Regions from separate parts of the Homo sapiens genome. Here region 2 is linked to region 1. The links are chromatin contacts, found by Hi-C or POLR2A ChIA-PET in ENCODE. All regions are on one chromosome and are shown on one strand. The core of a region is the stretch at or near the end of the contact, and the rest is flanking DNA. Distances in the headings are between cores, read along the strand shown. Region 1 holds the start of AGAP1 (ArfGAP with GTPase domain, ankyrin repeat and PH domain 1). Region 2 overlaps AGAP1 (ArfGAP with GTPase domain, ankyrin repeat and PH domain 1).

The links. A loop is a pair of places that touch in the nucleus more often than their neighbours do. ChIA-PET counts read pairs that join two places held with the same protein, here RNA polymerase II (POLR2A). Pooled maps may share reads with other maps.
Region 2: a pooled map shows a loop between it and region 1 (5-fold over the local background). The contact joins the enhancer-like site here to the promoter of AGAP1 in region 1. A Hi-C loop is called at or near these places in 1 of 50 pooled maps. POLR2A ChIA-PET finds 5 or more read pairs at or near these places in 2 of 52 experiments (MCF 10A and PC-3).

What each region holds. Positions count from the first base shown.
Region 1 is chr2:235,492,323-235,496,583 of GRCh38, reverse strand. It overlaps AGAP1 (ArfGAP with GTPase domain, ankyrin repeat and PH domain 1), which reads right to left and starts at 2,541. Exons shown (of 18, transcript NM_001037131.3): 1 at 1,735-2,541. The coding sequence starts at 1,897. RefSeq lists an enhancer at 414-1,287.
Region 2 is chr2:235,701,265-235,705,525 of GRCh38, reverse strand. All of the region lies in intron 1 of AGAP1 (ArfGAP with GTPase domain, ankyrin repeat and PH domain 1), which reads right to left. Among named protein-coding and RNA genes, the nearest start is that of TNRC17, 190 kb to the right of the region's middle. Within about 2 kb of position 2,250, at least 12 of the 41 ENCODE cell types and tissues checked have a DNase peak (open chromatin) inside an H3K27ac peak, as active enhancers do; they include PC-3, where a contact is called at or near this core.

The DNA of each region.
Region 1 (4,261 bases), core at 1,292-3,791:
AATACCTGACGCCGGCTTTCACAGTGTTTCATCAGACTTCTGTGGATGCAGCCAGAGAGCCAGGAAGAACCATCTGAAATGAGCACCGTGCAGCCTTCACAGCTCCCGTAACAGACGCAGAGCTGGAGCTCTGGAGGAACCTTGCTGCAACACCACCTGATCATCAGCAGATGGGTCCAGGTCCCACCGCCACTCATCACGAGTCATGCAGAGGCAGACAGAGCCCATCTCTTGAGGAATCCACAGAGCATCTTAAGTCACCAACAAGGCAGCCAGGTGACCTCATGGGAGACAGATACACACAAAGGGCTAGGACCCCATAAGGCTGGAGCTCCACCCGGATCCTCCCCTGGAATTAACAAGTCCCCCAAGGGTATAGTCTGCCAGTCATCCAGCCTGGCTGGGACATGGTTCAAGTCTACAGGGCTGCCAAATGCCAAGGGCTCAGCAACACAACATCCACTTTCTCCACCTAACTGGCCAAGTTTCAAACCAAAGCACTTCGGGGTTAGTAGTTCAGACTACATAGTGCCAAGGCAAAGCCTCTCTGTGGGCTGATACCCTCTCCCTCACAGAGGGAGGAGGCTGGGCAACGCCAGCACCAGGCTTTCAGGCACATTCCTGCCGGCTTTGGGCCATTCTCAATGTTCCTCAATAGAGGTCTTACCGGCCAGTCTGTATTATGGACAAGCCACTCTGCAGGCTTTTTACCATCACTGGCCAACAGCGCTGAGAAGGGAGAAAGTGCTGATCAACTGTGGCTAAGATATGACTCCACACTGTCCACGCACATGCCACCTGGTGCCCCAGGTGAGTCTTGGCCGGACCAAAGGGATGAAGCAAGAAAATAAATCAGCAGCCTGGAAACAGAGAAATGAGAGCCACCAGAAATCCAGAGGGCACAGCCCCGGAAGGCAGACTGCTGCTGTAGCTCTCCTGGAAGGCCATGGCCCTGCCTGACATGCAGAGGGAAGCGGGTGGGGATTCTGCCCAAGCATCCTGCCCCTCTTAAAACCACAGCACCCTCCACTTCAGTGGCCTCCAACTGCAGACATATGAAAGCGAGACCCTTCCGCTGGAGGACGCCCTGCCCTCCTGGTAGGGTTCTTCCTCTAATCCAACCCCGGACTTTTGGTTGGTACAAAGCACACTACCGGTTCCAGCGTTTGCACAGGGGCACCTGGACACGATGCTCCCGCGGCTAGGGCTGGCTCTCGGCATCCACTAAGTTCAACTGCACCCCTGAATTAAGCAAACACACTAAGGAGGGCAGCCCTGCACCGCCCAAACACGCCGGCCCGGGCCTCGCCCCCAGCGGCAGCACTTCTCAGAACACGTCTTCAACGTCCAGCAAGACGCCCAGGCCTGGCCTGGTAACCTGTCAGGGGTCGGGTGGCGCCGACCCCGCCGGCTGCCCCCAGGCGTCTGCTGGGCCGGGACGCTCCGGCAGCCCAGGACGCGGAGGCACCGAGCCACTTTCCCGCAGGAGAGACTCTATTGTCCACGATCAAATTAACGCTGACGATCTATCTTCCTGGCGGAGCTCGCGGCGCGGCGGGGCGCAGGCGACGCTCGCCCGGCCTTGCAAGACAAGCAGCGCCGCAGTGCTCCCTCGGCGGAGCAGCCGCGTGCCCCGGCCGGCGTGTGTGGACACCCGCACGCACACAGCGCACACCCCCGCCGCGCCGCGGGCGTCCGTGCCTTCCCGAGGCCCCAAGGCGGCCCGGCCCTCACCTTCGATGGCGATGACGTGCTCCCGGATCTGGTTCTGCAGCACCGGCTCCTCCACGCGCTCCAGCAGCTCGTAGATGGAGTAGATGTTGGGGTGGACCGACTCGAAGCGCTGGATCTCGGCCCGGATGGCAGCCGAGTTGGCCAGCTGCTGCTGGTAGTTCATGGTGCAGGCGCCGCGCCCGGAGCCGCGCGCCCCCCGCCGCCGCCGCCCCGCGCCCCGGGGCCCGCGGGCCGCCGAGCCCGGGGCGCCGCAGCCCCCGGGGAGCCGGGCCCGCCGGCGGCGGGCGGAGGAGGCGCGAGAAGAAAGGCGCGGGCGGAGCAGGCGCGGGGCTGGCCCGCGGGCTCAGTTCATGGCCGGGACGCGCGGCCGGCGAGCGAGCGGGCCCCGGCGTCCCGGGTCAGCGGGCCGCCCGGGGGGAGCGCGCCCCCATGGAGCGCGCCGCGGCGGGTGCGGCCGGCCCCGAAGGAGGCTTGCTCGGGTGACTTCCTGAGCCGCAGCCGCCTTCCAGCCCTAGGCGCTGCTCCGCGGAGCAGCCATTAAAGCCCAGGCAGCCGCCGCGCTCCGAGCGCCGGGGCCGAGGGCCGACCCCTGGGCAGTGTGGCCGCGCTGCTCTGGGCTCCTGGCCGTGGCGTGGGTCCGCGCGCTGCGTACTGCGCCGCCCGGCGCGCCGGGGCCCCCGCGCGAGCCCGCCGTGCGCCGCCCGCCGACCTGGGACCGAGTCGCAGGCGCCTTGCAAGCCGCGGAGCCCGCTCCGAGCGCCGCCCGCCGCCTGCCCGGCCGGCCCCCTCCCTGGCACGCAGGGCTCCGGCCCACGTCGGCCCCGCCCCCGCCTTCGCCCTCGCCCGCGCCCGCGCCCGCGCCCCGCCTGCCCGCGCGCTTGCCGCCCTCCGGCCGCCGGCGCTGCGTCCTCCTCGGCGCTTCCCAGCGCGCCGGATCCCGGGGAATTGCGCCAGGCCCCGCCCCGCGCCTGCCTCTGGGCTTCCTGGGACTTGTAGTCCGCGCCCCCGGCGGGCCGGGCCAGGGGGGTGCGCGGGGTGTTCACACTGGGCCGGGGTGCGGGACCCTCCCGCCGGCCAGGCCCCGCGCCTGCCAGCTCCTGCCCGGGTTCTCGCGGCGGCCCCCGCGCCCCGGCACGGGGGAGGCTGCCCGGGAGTTCGCCCGCCGCGTTGTTGTTTGTTTCCAAGCGGCTGGCTCCAGGAGCCTCTGCGACTCGCCAGTGTCCCACGGCCTCGCTTGGTTGGCGAGCCTCCCCTTCCCGCGTTTGGTAACTTTCTGCCTCCTTTCTCAAAGTAGCACACGTGCTTTCCCTTAATACATGCGATTTCTTTCCAAAGGCGAAGCGCCTCCTGAGCCCATGCGGCGTGGGGGTCCACACTCCACGAGTGGACTGAAGTTTAGACAGGGGTGCGAGATGCGACAAAATACCACAGAGGCTTTCGAGGCATCCTTCTCCCTTACAATTTTTAAAAATCGAGCCGTGGATCTCAAGCTGCTGCCTCCTGAGCGCCGCTGCCTGCTCCACGGGGTTCCTTAGCCCCTGGACCGTCTGTCCCACCGCAATCCCCGATTTAGGTCATCCCCGGGGACCCCCCGCGGAGCTGGGACCGCACTGCAGCAGCGCTTGGAAGGCTCGTCTCGCCGCTTTGAGGCAAATGGGACCCTTCAGATTTGCGGAAGCACTGGCTGCCGGGCGGTCCCACAAGGTCCTGGATTGAGGACACTGGCTGAGTCCCTGCCCCCAGCCATCGGCGTGGTCTTTCTGAAACTCAGCCAGCCGGGCCGGCATCCCCGTTTAAAGCCTGCTGAGCCTTCACCGGCTCACATGCAGTTTGCTATGGCCTAAGCACCCTGGTATCCAGCCGTGTTGGCTTACTGGCTGGGCTCCACAACTTCCCAAAGATGTGCTGACATTTTTACCATTCCGGACCTGCTTGTCTTCTCCTTGACACTTAGGCACAGGTCATCACTCCATGCCTCGGGCTGTCCACGCATAAGTAACTCTAGTAACCAAGAGGCAGGCATGTGGCCTCACCAAACCTGACCTATCAGCAGCAGCTGATCACTTGCGCTCCTGGAAACCCCTTCTCCCAGTGCTCACCAGGGCTTCCTGCTGTGTTTCTGGCTTCACTGTCCCTTTTGTGGTTTTCTTCTACTCCCCTAACCTCTAAATATGGAGGGCCCCAGGGCTTATGGTTAGGCCTCTTTTCTTTGCTATTTGCTGTGATCGCCCCTGTCTTATGGCTTTGAATATCATACACAGGTTAATGAAGCTCATATGTATCTCCAGCTGTGACCTCACCCCTGAATAACAAATTCACATCCACCTGCATCCTCAACATTTCCTGAAGCCTAGCTGGTGTTTAAGTCCAGCATGTCGCCAGCTGAACTCCTGCCATCCCTTCCGGCTACATCTCCTAAAAATCTTCTCCATCCCAGTCATCGGCAACTCCAGGCCACCATTTGCTTAGGCGAAAAATTCAGTGCTGTCCTTTTTGCTTATCATTCTCTCATATCCCAAATGGTGTC
Region 2 (4,261 bases), core at 1,001-3,500, 210 kb before region 1:
TGCTGGCGTGGAATTGTTCATCACTCAGTAGGTGGGGTCGAGGAAGGGTGGGGCAGGGTCCAGGCCAGCTGTCCTGCTTCCTTCCAAGGTGCAGGAACACTGGAAGGATAAATATGCTTCAGGGAAACACAGCTGGGCATATGCGCATGAGTGTGTGGATGCACATCCGGATGTGTGCACACCTGTGTTCCTGGACCAGCCAGAATCCAGTGGCACAGAGGATGTAGCTCGTTCTCAGAAGTGTCTGGGCCAGGCGTGGTGGCTCACGCCTGTAATCCCAACACTTTAGGAGGCCGAGGCGCGCAGATCACCTGAGGTCAGGAGTTCAAGACCAGCCTGGCCAACATGGCGAAACCTCGTCTCTACTAAAAATACAAAAATTAGCCAGGCGTGGTGGCACATGATTGTAATCCCAGCTGCTCGGGAGGCTGAGGCAGGAGAAGTGCTTGAACCCGGGAGGTAGAGGTTGCAGCGAGCCGAGATCCCACCATTGCACTCCAGCCTGGGCAACAGAGTGAGACTCTGTCGCAAAAAAAAAAAAAAAAAAAAAAAAAAAGAAAAAAGCATCTTGTATTTTACAATCGACGTTGGTGATAGTAATGATCCTTCCCAAGAACTAGACAGGTGCCGGGCTCGCCGACCACTGCAGCCCTTCAGGACAGGTTCTCCCTGCTGCTGCCTCTGGACACAGCGGGACACTTGGGAAAGTCCCCCTTGACCTCCTTGGCAATGCCAGATTCTAAATCCCTCCCTCATTATCTGCTGTGTTGCTCAGAGCCTGCTCGCCCTAGACTAACCTGGGACGCTTAGCAAAGCCAGCAACAGGTGAGCATCAGCCGGGACTCTGGAAATCAGAACCTTCAAATCGGCATTTCTTTTTTGAGACGGAGTCTCGCTCTGTTGCCAGGCTGGAGTGTAGTGGCGCGATCTTGGCTCACTGCAACCTCCACCTCCCGAGTTCAAGAGATTCTCCTGCCTCAGCCTCTCGAGTAGCTGGGACTACAGGCGCCCGCCACCACATCTGGGTAATTTTTGTATTTTTAGTAGAGACGGGGTTTCACCATGTTGGCCAGGATGGTCTCGATCTCCTGACCTCGTGATCCGCTGGCCTCGGCCTCCCAAGTGCTGGGAATATAGGCATGAGCCACCACGCCCGGCCTCAAATCAGCATTTCTAACAAGCTCCCTGCAGAGCTTTGTCCACACTTTATTACTCTTCATCTTCAATTTTTCAAAATTTGCTAAGCAGATGTTACAAGTGTAAAACTCCAAGAGCGGGAATTTCTGAGAAATGTGAAAACAGCACAGGTTGCCATGGGCAGAAAGTGCTGCAGTTACTGAGGCTAAACTCCTACCCCATAACGCAGCCCTCAGAGATGAGCCCTGCTTCTCCCACCTGGCCCTGCCCATCCCAGTGTCCATGGGAGATCAAGAGGACGCAGAGGGAAATGGGTGTGAGGGGTCAGGGAGCCAGGAGCCATGGGTTTGACAGTGACCTCGGTTAACTTTCTGGTCTCTCAATTTCCTCACCATAAAATAGAAGCATTTCTGGTCGGGCGCGAGGTGGCTCACCCCTGTAATCCCAGTACTTGGAGGCCAAGGGGCGTGGATCACCTGAGATCAGGAGTTCAAGACTAGCCTGCAGGCAGATCACCTGAGGTCAGGAGTTTGAGATTAGCCTGCAGGTGGATCACCTGAGGTCAGGAGTTCCAGACTAGCCTCGTCAACATGGCAAAACTCCATCTCTACTAAAAATACAAAAATTAGCCGGGCATGGTGGCAGGTGCCTGTAATCCCAGGTACTTGGAGGCTAAGGCAGGAGAATTGCTTGACCCAGGAGGCGGAGGTTGTGGTAAGCCGAGATTGTGCCACCGCACTCCAGCCTGGGGGATAGAGCGAGGGAGGGAAGGCTGCACTCCAGCCTGGAGGATGGGCGGGGGAGGGGAGGGAAGCGGGGGAGGGGAAGGAGGGGGAGGGGAGAAGAGGGGAGCAATTCTTTCCTAAGGCTTCTGTAAGGTTCCAAGGAGATGCTGCCAAGGAGGTGGCAGGATGCCTGGGAAAGGGCCCAACTACCCACAGAGGAAGCTCTCCTATTACCTTTGGGGGTAGGATTAAAGAGCAGGAATTGATGTCCCGTTGCCCAGGTGCCACAGCCGGGGGAGGATGCTCCCGCTCAGAGACAGGCACACATGCTACCTGAACTCACTGCTGCGCTGGAGGCACAAGTGAGCCTGGAGTAACACATGGCCTGCCAAGTCCTGATGAAGCAACCACACCAGGGATGGAAAACCGTGGCTCGGGCCGGGCGTGGTGACTCACGCCTGTAATCCCAGCACTTTGTGAGGCTGAGGCAGGCGGATCACTTGAGGTCAGGAATTTGAGACCAGCCTGGCCAACATGGTGACACCCAGTCTCCACTAAAAATATAAAAACTAGCCAAGTGAGGTGGTGTGCGCCTGTAATCCCAGCTACTCAGGAGGCTGGGGCAGGAGAATTGCTTAAACCCGGGAGGTGGAGGTGGCAGTGAGCTGAGATTGCGCCACTGCACTCCAGCCTGAGTGACAGAGCCAGACTCTGTCCAAAAAAAAAAAACCAAGAAAACTGGCTCACAGTGACCACTAACTCCACATGGAGTAAAACAAACTAGAAGGCTTTACTGGAGTCAGTTTTCATCCCAGGTCAATTTATATTCCATCAAACCACATAAAAATTGCCAGATCAATCTGACCACAGCCAGGAGGAGATGTTCCTGCTTGGAGACAGGCACATGTGCTACTTGTACTCGCTGCTGTGCTGGAGGCACAAATATGGTCAAATATGTTTGAATAGTGGCAATTTCACAGTGGGGTTCAACCTACAGCACATAAACGTGTATGAAAAAAGTCATCCATGTGATATGACTACCAACATATACCAAAAATTCTAGAATGGGAAGTAATCCTGGAAATGACTCCAGTTGGCCTATCTTAGCATTCTACCTCAGCAAACAACACCAACAAGGGAACAGGGCCCAAGGACTATGGTCAAGGAAGAGAACTTTCAGAGGATTCTGGACCTGAGATGAGGAAGCCCCACCTTCCCAGGCTGCAGGAGCCTGGCTGCAAGGACCAGGGAAGGCAGCTCCTGTCCAGCGGTGCCTCCACTGCGTCCTTCCTCGGGATTTCAGAGCCTTCTGCTAAAGGCTCCCCCACATTCTTCATTAGACAAGGGAGCCAGGACCTCATCTTCATTAAGACAGCCATCGTCTGGCAGGTGGGCTCATTCCCCAGCAGAGCTATGGACTCTAATTTTCTCCTCCAAATTATCAACTAGAAGCACAGCATGCAGCCAATATTAGAATGACTTGATGGTCTCCCGTGTCACGTTCACCCCCAGCCCAGCCCCCAATTCTGTTTGGCTCCAGGAACCACAAATACGCATTCCAGACAAAACTCGTGAAATTATACACAAGGCTAAAAAAAGGAACCTGAAATTGCAGGTGACATTTTAAAAACAACATATTATCTCAGAAATTGGGAATTTTCTTTGAAAACCTTAAACGTCACAAGGATTTTAACTATTATTTTTAGCACAGAAAAGGGGAGGAGCATTTATTTTTAGTTTAAAGCAGCCGTAAAGCCCCCAAATATAAAACAAAACAACAATGGAAGAAAGATGGTACATCCACAGAGGAGAGGAGCATCGGAGGAGGCTGTGGCTGCCACAGCCTGTCAGTTCTGTGCCGAGGAAGGAAGTGGAGTCTTAAATAGAATAAAGAAATCCATTTCAACGCAGCCGGAAAAGAGCCCGCTGCAAACTGGATCAGACATAATCCGCTGATGACTTTCAAATGTAGGACTTAGCAGAAGTTCACCAGCACAGTTTCAATGGTAGGATTTAATTTCTTATTTGGAAATCCTTGAATCCCTATAATAAATGAAATAAAACATAAACCCTGGGGATACCAGATTGGTTTCAGGCTTCCCTGGAAGTTCAGGCTCAAAGATCCTTTTCAGCAGCCTCAAAGATCCACAGACAAGACAGTTTCCCATCCTGACATGTCCGGACAGCATCCCCTGACCTTGCCATTCACCAGGCCCTCTCAGTGCAGGGTGACGAACACCTGGCCACCAAGATGCCACCATGCCCACCCCTGCAGGTACATCCACGCCACTGCCTGCAATTCCAAGGCTCTTTCCCCTGAGCCCTGAGGCGACTTAGAATCTGTCACAACAACGTCAGCATTTGACTGGGTCCTCTCTCTTCTCCTCTAAGGAAATCCC